Linked DNA regions of Homo sapiens: region 2 is linked to region 1. The links are chromatin contacts, found by Hi-C or POLR2A ChIA-PET in ENCODE. All regions are on one chromosome and are shown on one strand. The core of a region is the stretch at or near the end of the contact, and the rest is flanking DNA. Distances in the headings are between cores, read along the strand shown. Region 1 overlaps PIAS4 (protein inhibitor of activated STAT 4). Region 2 overlaps ZBTB7A (zinc finger and BTB domain containing 7A).

What was found. A loop is a pair of places that touch in the nucleus more often than their neighbours do. ChIA-PET counts read pairs that join two places held with the same protein, here RNA polymerase II (POLR2A). Pooled maps may share reads with other maps.
Region 2: a map of heart left ventricle shows a loop between it and region 1 (3-fold over the local background). The contact joins two enhancer-like sites. A Hi-C loop is called at or near these places in 23 of 168 maps with a recorded cell type or tissue (Right ventricle myocardium inferior, Right ventricle myocardium superior, adrenal gland and 14 more) and 18 of 50 pooled maps. POLR2A ChIA-PET finds 5 or more read pairs at or near these places in 12 of 52 experiments (AG04449, CD8-positive, alpha-beta memory T cell, GM10248 and 8 more).

Annotation. Positions count from the first base shown.
Region 1 is chr19:4,019,470-4,027,262 of GRCh38, forward strand. It overlaps PIAS4 (protein inhibitor of activated STAT 4), which reads left to right. Exons shown (of 11, transcript NM_015897.4): 3 at 4,567-4,651. Among named protein-coding and RNA genes, the nearest start is that of PIAS4, 16 kb to the left of the region's middle. Within about 2 kb of position 4,332, at least 5 of the 41 ENCODE cell types and tissues checked have a DNase peak (open chromatin) inside an H3K27ac peak, as active enhancers do; they include psoas muscle and right lobe of liver, where a contact is called at or near this core.
Region 2 is chr19:4,055,890-4,063,682 of GRCh38, forward strand. The region is part of intron 1 of ZBTB7A (zinc finger and BTB domain containing 7A); the gene reads right to left. Among named protein-coding and RNA genes, the nearest start is that of ZBTB7A, 7.1 kb to the right of the region's middle. RefSeq lists enhancers at 2,371-2,430, 4,519-4,628, 6,659-7,166, 7,661-7,793 and silencers at 3,829-3,958, 3,979-4,368, 5,389-5,628, 5,659-5,708. Within about 2 kb of position 4,587, at least 34 of the 41 ENCODE cell types and tissues checked have a DNase peak (open chromatin) inside an H3K27ac peak, as active enhancers do; they include psoas muscle and right lobe of liver, where a contact is called at or near this core.

The DNA of each region.
Region 1 (7,793 bases), core at 3,082-5,581:
CTGCCTGCTGGGGACCCACCCTTCTCCCCTACCTCCTTCTGAGACACTGAGGGGTGGGGTGTCTGTGTTTTCACCTCCGACCCAGCCTGGAAGCTCAAGGCCCAGCTCAGGTGTAGGCTCCCGTGCAGCCTCCCTGCCCCTGAACCATTGCTCCCCTGGCACTCAGGGCAGACCTGGGCGCGTCTGCAGGTGGCCTGTGTGCCCCCCTCCCAATTAGGCGGCCTTCCTCAAGGGCCCAGCCGGGACTCCACAGCCCATCACCTCTGCAGAGACTGGCTGTGCCCTGAGCATATAAACGGGAACCGGCTGTGGCAGCCCCCTCTTCCTGAGGGCCAGCCACAGACCCGGCACCGGTCCCCGAAGAAACAGGTCAACATGGGCGGGACGTGCAGGCTGAGGCCACAGAGGCCCTGGCAGGGCTGGGAGCCGAGCCCAGGGAGTCTGGCTTTTTTCTTTTTTTTTTTTTTGAAATGGAGTCTCGCTGTCGCCCGGGCTGGAGTGCAGCGGCAGGATCTCAGCTCACTGCAAGCTCCGCCTCCCAGGTTCACGCCATTCTCCTGCCTCAGCCTCCCGAGTAGCTGGGACCACAGGCGCCTGCCACCACGCCCGGCTAATTTTTTGTATTTTTAGTAGAGACGGGGTTTCACCATGTTAGCCAGGATGGTCTCTATCTCCTGACCTCATGATCCGACTGCCTCGGCCTCCCAAAGTGCTGGGATTACAGGCGTGAGCCACTGCACCCGGCTTCTCGTGGGTTTTAATTGAGAAAGTTCCAAGACAGTGCTGGTAGTTGAGGTGCGATCCCATGGCTCCGGTTCTTGTAAAGGCCCTGTCGTGGGTGCAGGCCACACCACTGTGTGCACTGCCGTCCTGGGAGCACCTGGGAGCACAGACATAGCCTGCGAAGCTGATGAGCTCCAGCCTTTACCAGGGGCAGTTCGCCATCCCTGTTCTAAAGGGCTTGCCTGTCATCTCGTTGTCTCGTCTCCCGGCCACTGCAAGGCTGCCATTGTGGCCAGATTCTCGCTCCCCCACGCTCTTCCGATATTTTTTACACTTATAAACAAATAGGTGTTTACTCAGATGCCTTCTCTCCATTTTCATTACACAAGTGATAGCAGGACGTGCACGCTGCTCAGCGTTTTTGCTTTGTATCTAAATATATTTTTTAATGTAGACACAGTCTTGCTATGTTGCCCAGGCTGGTCTCGAACTTCTGAGCCCAAGCAGTCCTCTCACCTCAGCCTCCTGAGTAGCGGGAATGACAGCTGCACACCAGCACACCTGGCTCAGGCTTATTTAAAAACTTTTTTTAGAGACAAGGTCTCACTGTGTTGCCTGGGCTGGGCTCCAACTCCTGTGCTACAGCGATCCTCCCACCTTGGCCTCCTGAAGGGTTGGGGTTACAGGCATGAGCCGCTGTGCCCAGCCTGCAAGTTTCTTTGAACGCATGTTTCCATGTATTGAGGGAAAATACTTTGGAGTGGGATTCCTGATTCCTGGGTGATAGGGTAGGTCTGTGCTTACCTTTATAAGGGTAGTTTCCCAGAGTGATGGTACTGTCTTATAACCCCACCAGCAGAGAGTTCTGATTGCTCTACACCTTTGCCATCTCTTAGAGTTGCCAGTCCTTTCATTTTAGCCATGCTAGTGGGTGTGTAGAGAGGTATTTTATTTTATTTTACCTCATTTTATATTATTGATACAGAGCCTCACTCTGTCACCCAGGCTGGAGTGCAGTTACACAATCTCGGCTCACTGCAACCTCCGCCTTCTGGGTTTAAGCGATTCTCCTCAGCCTCCCGAGTAGCTGGGATTAGAGGCGTGTGTCACCATGCCTGGCTAATTTTTGTATTTTTAGTAGAGATGGGGTTACCATATTGTCCAGGCTGGTCTTGAACTCCTGACCTCAAGTGATCCACCTGCCTCGCCTCCACAGTGCTGGGATTCCAGGCATGAGCCACCGCACCTGGCCTGGGTGTGTAGAGAGGATTTAAACCGGTCTTGGATTTCTACACAAATCGCAGGGGCCTGAAATACTGGCTGATATTTTGTGGAGGATTTTACATCTGTGTTCATGAGGGGTATTCATCGGGAATTTTCCTTCCTTGATGCTGAGTTGTGAGGTTTTGGTATCAGAGTTATGCTGGCCTTGTAAAATAAGAAGTATGCTTTCCTTCTCTGTTTTTTGAAAGAGTTTATGTACGGTTTATGTGGTTTCTTTCCAAAATGTTTTATAGAATTCACCGATATGGACCTGCATTTTCTTTTTCTTTTTTTTTTTTTTTTTTTTTGAGATGGGGTCTGATTCTGTTGCCCAGGCTGGAGTGCAGTGGTACGATCATGGCTCACTGCAGCCTCCACTTCCTGGGTTCAAGCAATCCTCCTGCCTCAGCCTCCAAAGTAGCTGGGACTACAGGTGGTGTGCACCTCCACACCTGGCTAATTTAAAAATTTTTTGTAGAGACAAGGTCTCACTTTGTTGCCCAGGCTGGCCTCAAACTCCTGGGCTCAAGCAATCCACCCACCTCAGCCCCCAAAGTGCTGGGATTACAGGCATGAGCCACCATGCCCAATCTGGACCTGCAGTTTTCAGAAAAGGTTTTAATTATGGATCCAACTTCCTTAACAGGTAAAGAGCTTTTCAAACTTCCTGTATCTTTTGGTACCCGTTTTGGTAATTTGCATCTTTGGGAGGATTTGTCCATGTCACTAAGTTGTCAGATTCATTGGCATAAAGTTTCACCTTTTATTCCCCTATTGAACCGAAAAGCTGTAGGGTCTGTACTATTGTTCTTTCATTTCTGATATTGGTAGTTTGTGTTCTCACTGTCTTTTTGTTGTTCAGCTAGAGTTTTGTTTTTTTTGTTGTTGTTGTTGTTTTTGGTGGTTTTTTTTGAGACAGAGTCTCGCTCTGTAGCCCAGGCTGGAGTGCAGTGGCACGATCTTGGCTCACTGCAAGCTTCGCCTCCCTGCAAGCTCCGCCTCCCAGGTTCGCGCCATTCTCCTGCCTCAGCCTCCCTAGTAGCTGGGACTGCAGGCGCCTGCCACTACACCCAGCTAATTTTTTGTATTTTTAGTAGAGATGGGGTTTCACCGTGTTAGCCAGGATGGTCTCGATCTCCTGACCTCGTGATCCACCCCCCTCGGCCTCCCAAAATGCTGGGATTACAGGCGTGAGCCACCGCGCCTGGCCGTTTGTTTTTGTTTTTGTTTTTTTGGGTTTTTTTGGAAACAGTCTCACTCTGTCGCCCAGGCAGTGGTGTGATCTCCACTCACTGCAACCTTTGCCTCTCAGCTTCAGACAATTCTCCTGCCTCAGCCTCCCAAGTAGCTGGGATTACAGGCGCCCGAACCAGGCCTGGCTATTTTTTTTTTTTTTGAGACACCACACCCTGCTGTTTTTTTAAGAGATGCGGCAGCCAGGCGCCGTAGCTCATGCCTGTAATTCCAGCACATTGGGAGGCCGAGGTGGGCAGATCACCTGAGGTCGGGAGTTCGAGAGCAGCCTGGCCAACATGGAGAAACCCTACCTCTACTAAAAATAGAAAATTAGCCGGGCGTGGTGGCTCATGCCTGTAATCCCAGCTGTTTTGGGAGGCTGAGGCAGGAGGATCACTTGAACCCAGGAGGTGGAGGTTGCAGTGAGCTGAGATTGTGCTATTGCAGTCCAGCCTGGGCAACAAGAGTGAAACAAAGTCTCAAAAAAAAAAAAAAAAATGGGGCTGGCTGGGCACAGTGGCTCACGCCTGTAATCCCAGCATTTTGAGAGTTTGAGATGGGCGGATCACCTGAGGTCACGAGTTCGAAACCAGCCTGGCCAACATGGCGAAATCCCATCTCTACTAAAAATACAAAAATTAGCCAGGCTTGGTGGCTATTCGGGAGGTTGAGGCAGGAGAATCGCTTAAACCCGGGAGACGGAGGTTGCAGTCAGCCGAGATCGTGCCATTGCACTCCAGCCTGGGCGACAGGGTAAAACTCCATCTCCAAAACAAAACAAAACAAAACAAAACAAACAAAAACCAATGTTTTCTGACTGCGCCTCTGCCTGTCAGTCCAGTTGTAAGTAAGAGGGTAGGGCCCAGGCTTGTGAGCACCATGGCCTTCATCCCGTCAGTACCCCCCGCACCACCTCTGTCCGGGTGACGTGGCCACCCTGCAGGCAGGAGGAGAGCAAGGGCCGGGTCCGGTTTGTGCTCAGGAGAGAGGAGGTATGGCAGTGTCCTGCTGGCCTGGCTGGGTCCAGCTCTCCCCGCCAGGCAGCTCGGCACTTTTCGGTTTCCTAAGTAGACGCCTGCATCCCACAGGCTGCGAAGGTCACCCAGCAATCTGAGTGGCCGTCAACAGGACACAGGCCATGGTGAGCGGCCCCGAGAAGGGGATGGGCGGGAGTCCTCCCTCATCCTCCTTCCTGGGCGGCCCCCACCTCTGCCCCACATATCTGTCCAGCCAACTTCCCATTTCCTGTTTCCTGGTCTGAAGAGGCGCAGGCTGGGAAAAGCGACTGGGCTCGGGGGACCTGCCAGGGACCAGACATGCCCCTGACCCCGTGTTTGTCTTCAGTCCCACAGAACAACGAGAAGCTTCAGGAGAGCCCGTGCATCTTCGCATTGACGCCAAGACAGGTGGAGTTGATCCGGAACTCCAGGTGTGCGGCACCTCCCCCAGCCCAGCACCCCACCGCCCGCCCACCCACTTTCTCCTGGGCTCACTGGGGAGAGCCGGCAGCCACGTCCACTGCAGGCCTCGCTCGGGCTCAGTCCAGAACCGTGCTGCAAGGCAGTGGCCGGGTTTGCTTCCTTCCAGAAAACCCCATCCTGGGTCTCAGGTGCTGGCCTGTGTGCCCACTGCCTGTGCCCTGCAGCCTGCTAGAGAGAGGCGGACTGACTGTGCCCTTTTAACACGGTCTTGCCCTCCTGGGCCCATCCTGGGCATTGCAGGGAGCGGAGGAGCATTCCTCGCCTCCACCCACGCCATGACAAGAACACACCCCTGTTGTGACAACCACAGATGTCCCCAGACATTGTCCAGTGTCCCCTAGGGCAGGATAACCCGGGCGAGACCTCCCTGGGTTAGGGGATTCCACGTATCCCCAAGAGACTCTGTGTCCCATGATCCTCTGCCCTGCTGAGGTCCCAGAAGGCTGCATACATTGAAATCCACACCCTGAATTGGAGGGGGAGAAAGTAGGTGAATCCCAGGAGCTGGGGGTCCCCGGTTTACACCGCCCGCCTTAGGAATTTATTCTGGTGTCCAGCATGAGCAGGAAGTTAAGTCAGGTGTTTTTTTGTTTTTTTTTTTTGAGACTGAGTGTAGCTCTTGTTATCCAGGCTTCCAGGCTGGAGTGCAGTGGCGCGATTTTGGCTTCCTGCAACCTCCACCTGCTGGATTCAAGCAATTCTCCTGCCTCAGCCTCCCAAGTAGCTGGGATTACAGGCGCTCACTACCACGCCCGGCTAATCTTGTATTTTTAGTAGAGATAGGGTTTTGCCATGTTGATCAGGCTGGTCTCGAATTCCTGACTCAGGTGATTCACCCACCTCAGCCTCCCAGAATGCTGGGATTACAGGCGTGAGCCACTGCGCCTGGCGGAAGTCAGGTTTTTTCCCAGTTATATAATGAATACGGGGTTTCCCCCTCCATACCGTGGATAGTGAGGTGGGATGGTTCCCTCGGTGGGGCCGTCCTGGGCACTGCAGGCTGCTGAGCAGCATCCCTGGCCTCCACCTGCTCTGTGCCAGGAACACCCCTAACTCTGACAACCACAGATGTCCCCAGACACAGCTCGGTGTCGCCTGGGGCAGGGTCGTCCTCAGATGAGGACGGTTGAACTGTGGCAGGTGAGGGGCCAGTGTGGCTGCCCTGCGCTCTGCTCCTCCCTCAGTCTCTCCGAGGCTGTACTGCCTCCAGCTGAGACAGATTCCTGCTGGGCAGGCTAATGGTAGGTGCTGGGCCCTTAGGACAGGGGAGGCCATTTGCCCAGGTCACCCCTGAGTCCATGGCAGGGCTGGGCCGGGCGCCCCCATTTAATGCCTAGCTTCTCGTGCCCAGCCGCTTCAGACCCACCGCCCCCACCTGCTGTGGGGCCAGGTTCCTGGGGCCTCCCAGCCTGGCCCTCACACCTAGTAAGGGTTCAGATCCAGCCGAGCCAGGCTTGGCCATGGAGGCCTCTCTGCCTGGGTGACCCAAGGTGGCGACCTCGTCTTTCTCAGCCTCGTCTTCCTTGTCTATGTACCTGGGTCAGCACAGCCTCCACCTGCACTGGGTCCCTGCTGCAGAGTGCTCAGAGCCAGCCACACAGTATAAAAAAATCAGTTTGGGCTGGGCACGGTGGCTCACAACTGTAATCGCAGCCCTTTGGGAGGCCAAGGCAGGTGGATCACGAGGTCAGAAGATCGAGACCATCTTGGCTAACACAGTGAAACCCCGTCTCTACCAAACATACAAAAAAATTAGCCGGGTGTGGTGACGGGCGCCTGTAGTCCCAGCTACTCGGGAGGCTGAGGCAGGAGAATGGCGTGAACCCGGGAGGCGGAGCTTGCAGTGAGCCGAGATCCTGCCACTGCACTCCAGCCTGGGCAACAAAGGGAGACTCCGTCTCAAAAAAAAAAAAAAAAAAAAGTTTGGTTTTCTCCTCAGAAAGCTTCTGGACATTTCTTTTTCTTTTTCTTTTTTTTTTTTGAAATGAAGTCGCTCTGTCGCCAGGCTGGAGTGCAGTGGCGTGATGTCGGCTCACTGCAACTTCTGCCTCCCAGGTTCAAGCGATTCTCCTGACTCAGCCTCCCGAGTAGCTGGGACTACAGGTGCGCACCACCACGCCTGGCTAATTTTTGTATTTTTAGTAGAGACAGGGTTTCACCATGTTGGCCAAGATGATCTCAATCTCTTGACCTCGTGATCCACCCCACATCTGCCTCCCAAAGTGCTGGGATTACAGGCGTGAGCCACCCTGCCCATCCCACATTTCTTTTTCTTATGTCGAGATATGATTTGCATACCATAGAATATACAGTTTTTAAGGGTGTCATCGAGTGGGTTCTCGTGGATCAGTAGGTATCGCAGCTCCCACCACTGCCTAGTCTCAGGGCAGTCATGTCCATCCCCAGCAGCTGCCACCCTTCATCCACTGGCCCCCACGCATCCCCTCCTGTCTGTAAATGGGTCTGTCCTGGACATTTCATAGAAGTGGAATCACATACTATGTGGCTTTCGTTTATTATTATTATTTAAGACAGAATCTCACTCTGTCGCCCAGGCTGGAGTGCAGTGTCGCGATCTCAGTTCACTGCAATCTCCGCCTCCCAGGTTCAAGTGATTCTCTTGCCCCAGACTTCTGACTAGCTAGGATTACAGGCGTGCACCACCACACTCAGCTAATATTTGTATTTTTTTTGAGACAGAGTCACACTCCGAGGCCCAGGCTGGAGTGCAGTGGCACGATCTTGGCTCACTGCAAGCTCTGCCTCCTGGGTTCACGCCATTCTCCTGCCTCAGCCTCCCAAGTAGCTGGGACTACAGGCACCCGCCACCACGCCTGGCTGATTTTTTTTTTTGTATTTTTAGTAGAGACGGGGTTTCACCATGATAGCCAGGAGGGTCTCGATCTCCTGACCTTGTTATCCGCCCGCCTCGGCCTCCCAAAGTGCTGGGATTACAGGCGTGAGCCACTGCACCTGGCCTAATTTTTGTATTTTTAGTAGAGACGAGGTTTCACCATATTGCCCAGGCTTGTCTCGAACTCCTGACCTCAAGTGACCCACCCACCTCCGCCTCCCAAAGTGCCAGGGTTA
Region 2 (7,793 bases), core at 3,337-5,836, 37 kb after region 1:
TAAGATTACAGGCATGAACCACGGCACCCGGCCAAGACTGTTTTCCATCTGTGCATGAGGATAGCCAGATGTCCCGGCTCCCCAGCCTCAGTTTCCCCAGCTGTTCCCAAGTGCAGTCAAATGTCCTATCCTCTAGCCTCAGTTTCCCCAGCTGTGCATGAGAATGGTCAGATGTCCTGCCTCCCCCAGCCTGTTTCCCCAGCTGTACACAAAAGCAATCAGACGTCATGTCCCCAGCCTCAGTTTCCCCAGCTGTACAGGAAGGCAATCAGGTGTCCCACTCCCAACCTGTTTCCCATCTGTACACAAGGGCGGCCAGCTGTCCTGCCCCCAGCCTCAATTTCCCCAGCTGTGCATGAGGACAGTCAGGTTTCCTGCCCCCCATCAGCCTCAGTTTCCCTAGCTGTGCCCAAGAGCAGTCAGATGCCCTGTTCTGTCTCATCAGCGTGAGATGAGGCTGGCAAAACCCACACTGGACGCTTAAATTTCACAAGCACACTGGCACCACCCCTCCGAGGAGGGCCCCCGGGAATGCCTGTTGAAAGGGCACTTTGAGGCCCGGCTCGGTGCTCACGCCTGTAATTCTAGCATTTTGGGGAGGCTGAGGTGGGCAGATCACTTGAGGTCAGGAGTTCAAGACCAGCGACCAGCCTGGCCAACATGGTGAAACCCTGTCTCTACTAAAAATACAAAAATTAGGCTGGGTGTGGTGGCTCACACCTGTAATCCCAGCACTTTGGGAGGCCGAGGCGGGCAGATCACCAGGTCAGGAGATCGAGACCATCCTGGCTGACACAGTGAAACTCTGTCTCTACTAAAAATACAAAAATAGATGGGCGTGATGGCACGTGCCTGTAATCCCAGCTACTCGGGAGGCTGAGGCGGGAGAATCGCTTGAACCTGGGGGGTGGAGGTTGCAGTGAGCCGAGATTGCACCACTGCACTCCTGCCTGGGCCACAGAGCGAGACTCCGTCTTAAAAAAAAAAATCAGCCAGGCGTGGTGGCGCGTGCCTGTAATCCCAGCTACTCAGGACGCTGAGGCAGAAGAATCGCTTGAACCCGGGAGGCGAAGGTTGTGGTGAACCTGGATGGAGCCACCGTACTCCAGCCTGGGCAACACAGCGAGACTCGGTCTGAAAAAAAAAAAAAAAGAAAAAGAAAAAGAAAAAAAAAAAGGGCTGGGCACTGTGGCTCACATCTATAATCCCAGCACTTTGGGAAGCCAAGGCAGGCGGATCACCTAAGGTCTGGAGTTCAAGACCAGCCTGACCAACATGGTGAAATCTCGTCTCTACTAAAAATACAAAATTAGCCAGGTGTGGTGGCGCGTGCCTGTAATCCCAGCTACTCGGGAGGCTGAGGCAGGAGAATCGCTTGAACCCGGGAGGCGGGGGTTGCGGTGAGATTGCGCCATTGTACTCCAGCCTGGGCAACAAGAGCGAAACTCCGTGTTGGAAAAATAAATAAATAAGGAAAGGGCACTCTGAGGCGCTACAGGAGGACGCAGTAGCTCGAGAGAAGTGCCCTGATCTGAGCCATTTTCCTGTTGATCTGAGCACGGGCTTCGGCCGATACAGAGGGGAGGCCACGCAGTGACCTTTACAAAACACCTACTATGGCCAGACGCGGTGGCTCACGCCGGTAATCCCAGCACTTTGAGAGGCCAAGGTGGGTGGATCATGAGGTCAAGAGATTGAGACCATCCTGGGCAACATGGTGAAACCCCATTTCTAACAAAAAATTAGCTGGGCCTGGTGGCGCGGGCCTATAGTCCCAGCTACTCGGGAGGCTGAGGCAGGAGAATCACTTGAACCAGGAGGTGGAGGCTGCAGTGAGCCACCTAGATCACGCCACAGCACTCCAGTCTGGTGACAGAGCGAGACTCGTCTCCAAAAAAAAAAAAAAAAACAATAACAACAACACATAACACCTACTTCCCGCCAGTTCCACCCGAACCCCACCGGCAGCACCCACTCCGTCGTGAGCTGAGGCCACTTGCCCGAGGCCCCACCATGAGGACACAGTTGCGTCCAAACTCAAACCCAGAGTGGACCTAAGAGCCGACCCCTTGGCCTCCCCAACCCTGACTCCTGCCTCCTGGTCAGGCCTGGTTCTTTTCAGGGGGGCTCTGAGTCAGCAGGAAGGGGTGTGGCAGCCCAGGCACGGGGACCCAGTGCCGAAACCCAGCTGAGGTCAAGGCCACCGTGGGTGTGCCCCGTCCGGACAGGGCCAGTGACTCCGCAGGCTAAACCCCTTCCTGCCCCTCAGAGCCCCCAGCATAGGGCTCAGCCCTGGCTGTGAGTAACAGAGACCGGGCTACAGCCCAGGAGGAGCAGGGAGCCGGGGGAACCCCTGTCCACCTCCTGCCTGCCCACAGGACTGCCTGGCAGCCCCTCCCCAACTCTCAGCCACCCCAGCTGAGCTGTTCAGCCCCAGCCAAGGCCTTGGCCCTCTCTGGGCCTCAGTCTCCCTATCTGTCAAATGGGCAGAGGTTTCGGGCAGCGCCGGGCCCTGGGGGGACTGTGTCTGTCCCACCCCTTTCTCCCCCTCCCTTTTTTCCGCCTTCCCCTCGGCTGTGACTCATCCACCCACTCGGAGCTTGTGCAACCCTCTGGCCCCTGTCCCCACCCCTCCGCCCTCTCCTGGGAGCCCCTGGCGGCCCCGAGTCACCCAGCACAGCTCACATTCCTCCAGGCCGGCCGGTGGCTCTCGGGCCAGAGCCCCTGGGCAAGGCCCCTGGGGAGAGGGCCTGAGCTGGGCCTTTCATGGCCTCCTCCGGGCCACCAGACCCTCCTGTCCCCCAGCCCAGCAGCTCAGGCAGGCTCTGACGCCGACGGGCTTGAGCCAGGCCCCACAAGGGAGGCATGGTGTCGGTCCAGCCGGACCCAAAGCCCAGGGCCCTCAGCGCGGGGCCTGAGCTGCCAGGCGACACAGAGGCCTTTGTGAGCTTGCTCAGTGCCACCACGCTCCCCAGGCCCCTCCACCCGCCTTCCTTCCCTCCTTCCAGCCTCGGCCCAGGGCCCAGCTGCTCAGCACCCCCGTCTACTCTAAGGCCTGTGGTGGGGCGGTGGGCTCAGATGTGGCTGCTGGGAGCAGGGAGGGTAGGAGGGGAGCGACCCCACCCAAGGCTCGGCCCTGGGAAGCCTCCGAGGAGTCCCCTTTGGTGGTGTCCACCCCCTGCCACCATCTGCCGTCTGGCCCTGGGCCGCGGGGAGCGTGTGAGCAGATGGAGCTCCGGATCAGACGGGCCCGGGCCCTCCTACCCACCCCAGCATGGGGGGAGACCTCTGACCCAGGCCACCAACGCCCCAAGATGGCTATCCCTGGCCTGCTGGGCCGTTCCTCCCCTCGGGTGACCAGGGTCCCCGCTCTGGAGTGGCTGGGAGGTGTCTTTCCTGGGGCCTGGAGGATGGGCCCAAAATAATCCAGGTGGCTCAGCGACCTCCTGCAGGTCCCCGCCAGTGTGAAGATCCCAGTTCCAGGTTGGGTCCGGGGGTCCCAGTCTCTGCCCTCTCCAGCCTGGGACCCTCTCTTGGGCCCCTGTTCCCCCCTAAATATCACTGAGGCCCTCCCTCAAAGCAGCGAGGCCCGGGGTGATGTCAGCCAAGGAAAGCCCCCGTGAGAGGACTGTGGCCGCGTTTTACAGATGAGAATGCCGGGGCCCAGAGAGGGCTGCAGTCCTGGCCTAAGGATGCCCGGCAGGGCTGACTCCCAGGGGCTGGGGGCCAGGAAATGATGGAGGGGCCGGTCCCCCCACCCACCCAGGGCAAGGCCCTGCCCTCGCCCTGGAAACTAAACTCGCTCTGAGACAACTGACCCACGCCCTCACTCCAGGAACACAAGCCACCTGCCGGCCACGCCCTGCGCCAATGCCCCCACCTAGGCCTCCTGGAGGCCTCCCCTAAGGAAAGGGCCGAAGACCCTGCCTCCGAGGTGGGAGAGGGGAGGCCGGGCCCAGCCAGAGCACCCCCGGCGGGGGCCACAAAGTCTTGGCAATAAAAAGTCCCCGAGTGCTGAAGCCCCACTGTGCGCCCGACACACGGTACACGCCTCCGGAGGTGGCGGTTTCGTTCCCCTCCTCCAGGAAGCCCCGGCCCCACGCCAGCCAGGTCCCCACCCCTGCCGGCCAGGGTCCCCTGGGCTCGGCCCACACCCACCCGGGGCCCCATCTTTCATCACAGCTCCTCCCCCGCGCTGGCCTCCGTGGGATTTCCGGGGCTGCTTGGTGCTGACTCGGCGGCCGAGGGGCAGGCCCTGGCAGGCCCCTCCTGGGCTGGAGGTGGGGCGCCCTCCTCCCCCCGGGCCACTCCCAGGCCCCTAAGCCCAACCCTCCCAGGGTGGCGCATAGTAGGGGCGCAGCAAACCGCCGGATAAACCAGAGACAGCCCACGCCCCGGCCCACCCAGCTGGCTGCCAGGCATACCCAGAAGCAGGGGGCTGTGCAGCCTGCCGGTCCCACCTCCCATCTAACCTAAGGGTCACTTGCTGTAGTGTTTGTCGAGAGCCACGGCACCCGGGCCGCATTTCGGCCCCCTCTGTGCTCCCAAACTAACTGGGCACCTTCACTTCGTCTTCCCCAGGTCCCTGAGAGGCTCAGAGAGGTGAGGCGGCCCAGTCGAGGTCACACAGCAGCCCTCTGATCTGGGCAGCTGCCACTTCCCAGCTGCGGGGGATGTGTCGTGAGCTCGGAAGCACCCTGACGTGGCTCAGGGAGCAGCAGATGTCGCCTAGGAAGGACCCCGGCATCCCAAGAAGGGCACCCCAGCACGGGGAGCATCAGGAACTGAGGCCTGGAGGTGGGCGACCGGGGAAGGGGGACCGGCAGAGAGGAGGCTGCATCGCTAGTGCAGGGTGTGGGAGCCAGGGGCCTCCCCAAGGTCACACGACAAGGTGAGGGCTGGGCAGGTAACTGCCACCCGCCACCTTCCCGAAGGTCACTTCCTGGAGCAGGGGGCCGTCTAATGAGGGGATCAGGGCCCCCACCCAACCCTCTGCCCAGGGAGAGCAGGGAAGGAGGCCAAAGGGACCTCTCACCCCTCATGTGCTGTGCAGAGCAGCTCGGGTTCAAGCCTCGGCTCCCCCACCTCCAAGCTGTGTGACCTTGGGCAAGATGCGAGACCTCTCTGAGCCTCTGTCTCCTGGGGGATGGGGGTCGTAACAGTGGAAAGGGGCCCCCCACTGTGGTCAGGGTCCCGCTCACATCCATTCAGCAAACTTAGCCCAGGGACCTAATGTGCGCCAGAGCCAGTCCCCAAAACACATTGCCAGGCTGTTCACCACCCCTCACGGATGGGAACTTTGCTCCTGAATGCTATTCCGGGAATTCAGTCCCCTCCTCACCTACCAAGGGAGTGAGTGGTGGGGCCTGAGGAGGAAGCTGGAAGGGGAGATCAGGCCCAGAGAGGGTGGGCGGCCGGCCCAAGGTCACACTGTAAGCCTGGTGTGCAGGTGCGGCTGCCAGGCCCGCACCCGGCAGCCCCCGCCCCCTCCCCGCCCAGCGGCCTGTGTTGCAAGGTTGGTCCCGACGGGTAACCCCGCCCTGACCTGGTGCCAAGCCCCGCCTGGCCCAGTCCTCGGCCTGGGTTTAATGGGACAGGAATGCAGTGTCCCGATCGGGGGGCACCAACGGCCTGGGGTGGCTGCCAGCTGCCAGCCCGCCCCCTGCCCGCCTGCCCTCGCCCGCAGGCCTCCCTCTGGGCCAGACATGGAGCAAACAGGCCCTCGGCCATTTTACGTGTCCATTTATTGCCCTAAATGGGGAGGGGCTTCCTGCCTGGGCCTTAAAGGGCCAGAGGCAGGAAGGCCGTGGGGACCCAGTGGGAAGTGTGACAGCGGGGATGGGGGCAGCGATGAGGAGGCCAGGGGGATCCCATCTGACGCCCAACTCATGGGCGGGACTGAGGCCCACCCTGTTCCCACACTCTGAGATGTCATGGGCCAGGAAGCCCAGACTACAGCCCGAGCCCAGGTTCCAAGAGGAAGCTTCATGACGACAGTGGAGGGGCTGAGCTTCCCGTCACTGGGGGCAAGCAAGGCCAGACTCTCGGAAGCCCATCCTTGTCCACCCTGCCATCAGCCCAGGCTGCACCTGCTTAGCTGAGATGCCTGTGAGAGGCCGAGGTGACCTCTCTCTCCCTCCCCTGAGGGAGGCCTGCTTGTCACCTGGAGATACCTGCCCCACCCCCACTCTCGCCTGAGCAGGTGGAAGGCTCAGCCTGGGAGCCTGGCGGCCTGCAGAATCCGGCCAGATCCTTCTCTCAGGCATCCTGATAGGTGGGATGGGCCTTGTTTTCCAGTCAAACCAGAAAGGCGTGGGTGGCGACACTTCCACCGAGTGGCCGTCCACAGCCTGCTGGGGGGACAGATGGAGGGGCTGGTCCTTTGGCCACGCTCCTCCCGAGCGCCGGATTCTCTGAGGGGCGCCTTCTGCGCTTTGGGGCTCTGGACTCGGCGCTCGGGGCCCAAGGGCCAGAGCCGCTCCTCGGAGCAGCTGGGGGAGGCTGGGCCTTGATAATCGCCCCAGAGACCCACGGTACGTGACGGCACCCACAGCGCTGGAAGGCAGGATCTGTGTCTGTGCCCCATTTTGCAAACGGGGAACGGGATCAGAGAGGGGGAGCAGCTTGGCCAGGGTCGCGCAGCAGAACTGGAATTTGAGCACGGGCCGTCTGTCTGGCTCTGGCCTGCCTAACTAGTCCTCCCACGGCTCCTTCCATCCCCTTTCCTGGCCCCCGGATACCAGCAGGAGATGAAATCCCCCTACCCTGGGGGCTGAGAGGAAGGACGGCTTATCCTCATACCCTCAGAGCTGCCTTGCAAGGGAGCTCTCACACAGGAGCCTGGGGCAGGGCTGGAGTCCAGCTGACATGGGTGGCTCAGGGAGGGGCCTCTGCCCCTCCAGCTCTCAAGACAGCTCCGCAGGGGCCTGACACAGTGCACAGTAGTCGCTCAACAAGCATTCCCAATGAGCCGCTGAGCGAACCCTCGAGACAACACTCTAGGGCTGATGACCATCTCCCCACTGTCTGGATGGGAAGACTGAGGCTGGCAGAGGGGGAGTGACTGCTGGGGTGGACCCAAGGGCTGGGCTAGGACTGGACCATGCTCACCCCCACCCAAGGCTCACCCCCACCCAAGCTCGTTCCTCTTGTCCTTGTTGCCCAGGGCTACTGCAGGGCAGTTTATGGTCTGGCAGGTGACAGGTGGGGGTGCAGGTGTCTCACGCAGTTCTGACCCACACCCCACACTCAGGTCTCTGCCATGCCCTGAGCTGACCTGGGAGTTTCCGCCGCGGAGGAGAAAAGACACCACGGGTGGCTTTGCAGGCAGCAGCTGGGGGACCCTCCACAGCCCCAGGAACACAGCGCGCCCCGGCTGCAGGGGTCACGGGGCTCATCCAAGGTCGCAGAGCAAGCGTGCCAGCATTCCAACCCTTGAGGAGCCCTCCTTGGAGCATCTGGGCTGCAGTGGGCTGGCTCTGGGGAGGTGACCTCGGTCTCCTCTGGTCATAAAACCCAGAGCCCTGCCCGCCTCTGAGGACCAAGGTGAGACGAGTTTGTGGCTCGGCAGGATTGCAGAGGGGCCTCGTATGCACGTGCGCCAGCCAGGGCCTGCCCGGTGAGGCAGGGAGGCGAGAGGGCTGTGGCTCGTGCTGTGTGACCTTGGGAGCCATGCTGGCCCTCTCTGAGCCTCAATGTCATCTTCGGACACAGGGTTTAATAAGCCTCGGTGACACTCCATTTGCAGGCAGGTGCCTGCAGTTGAGCCTCTACTGCCAACCTCCGGCCCTGCT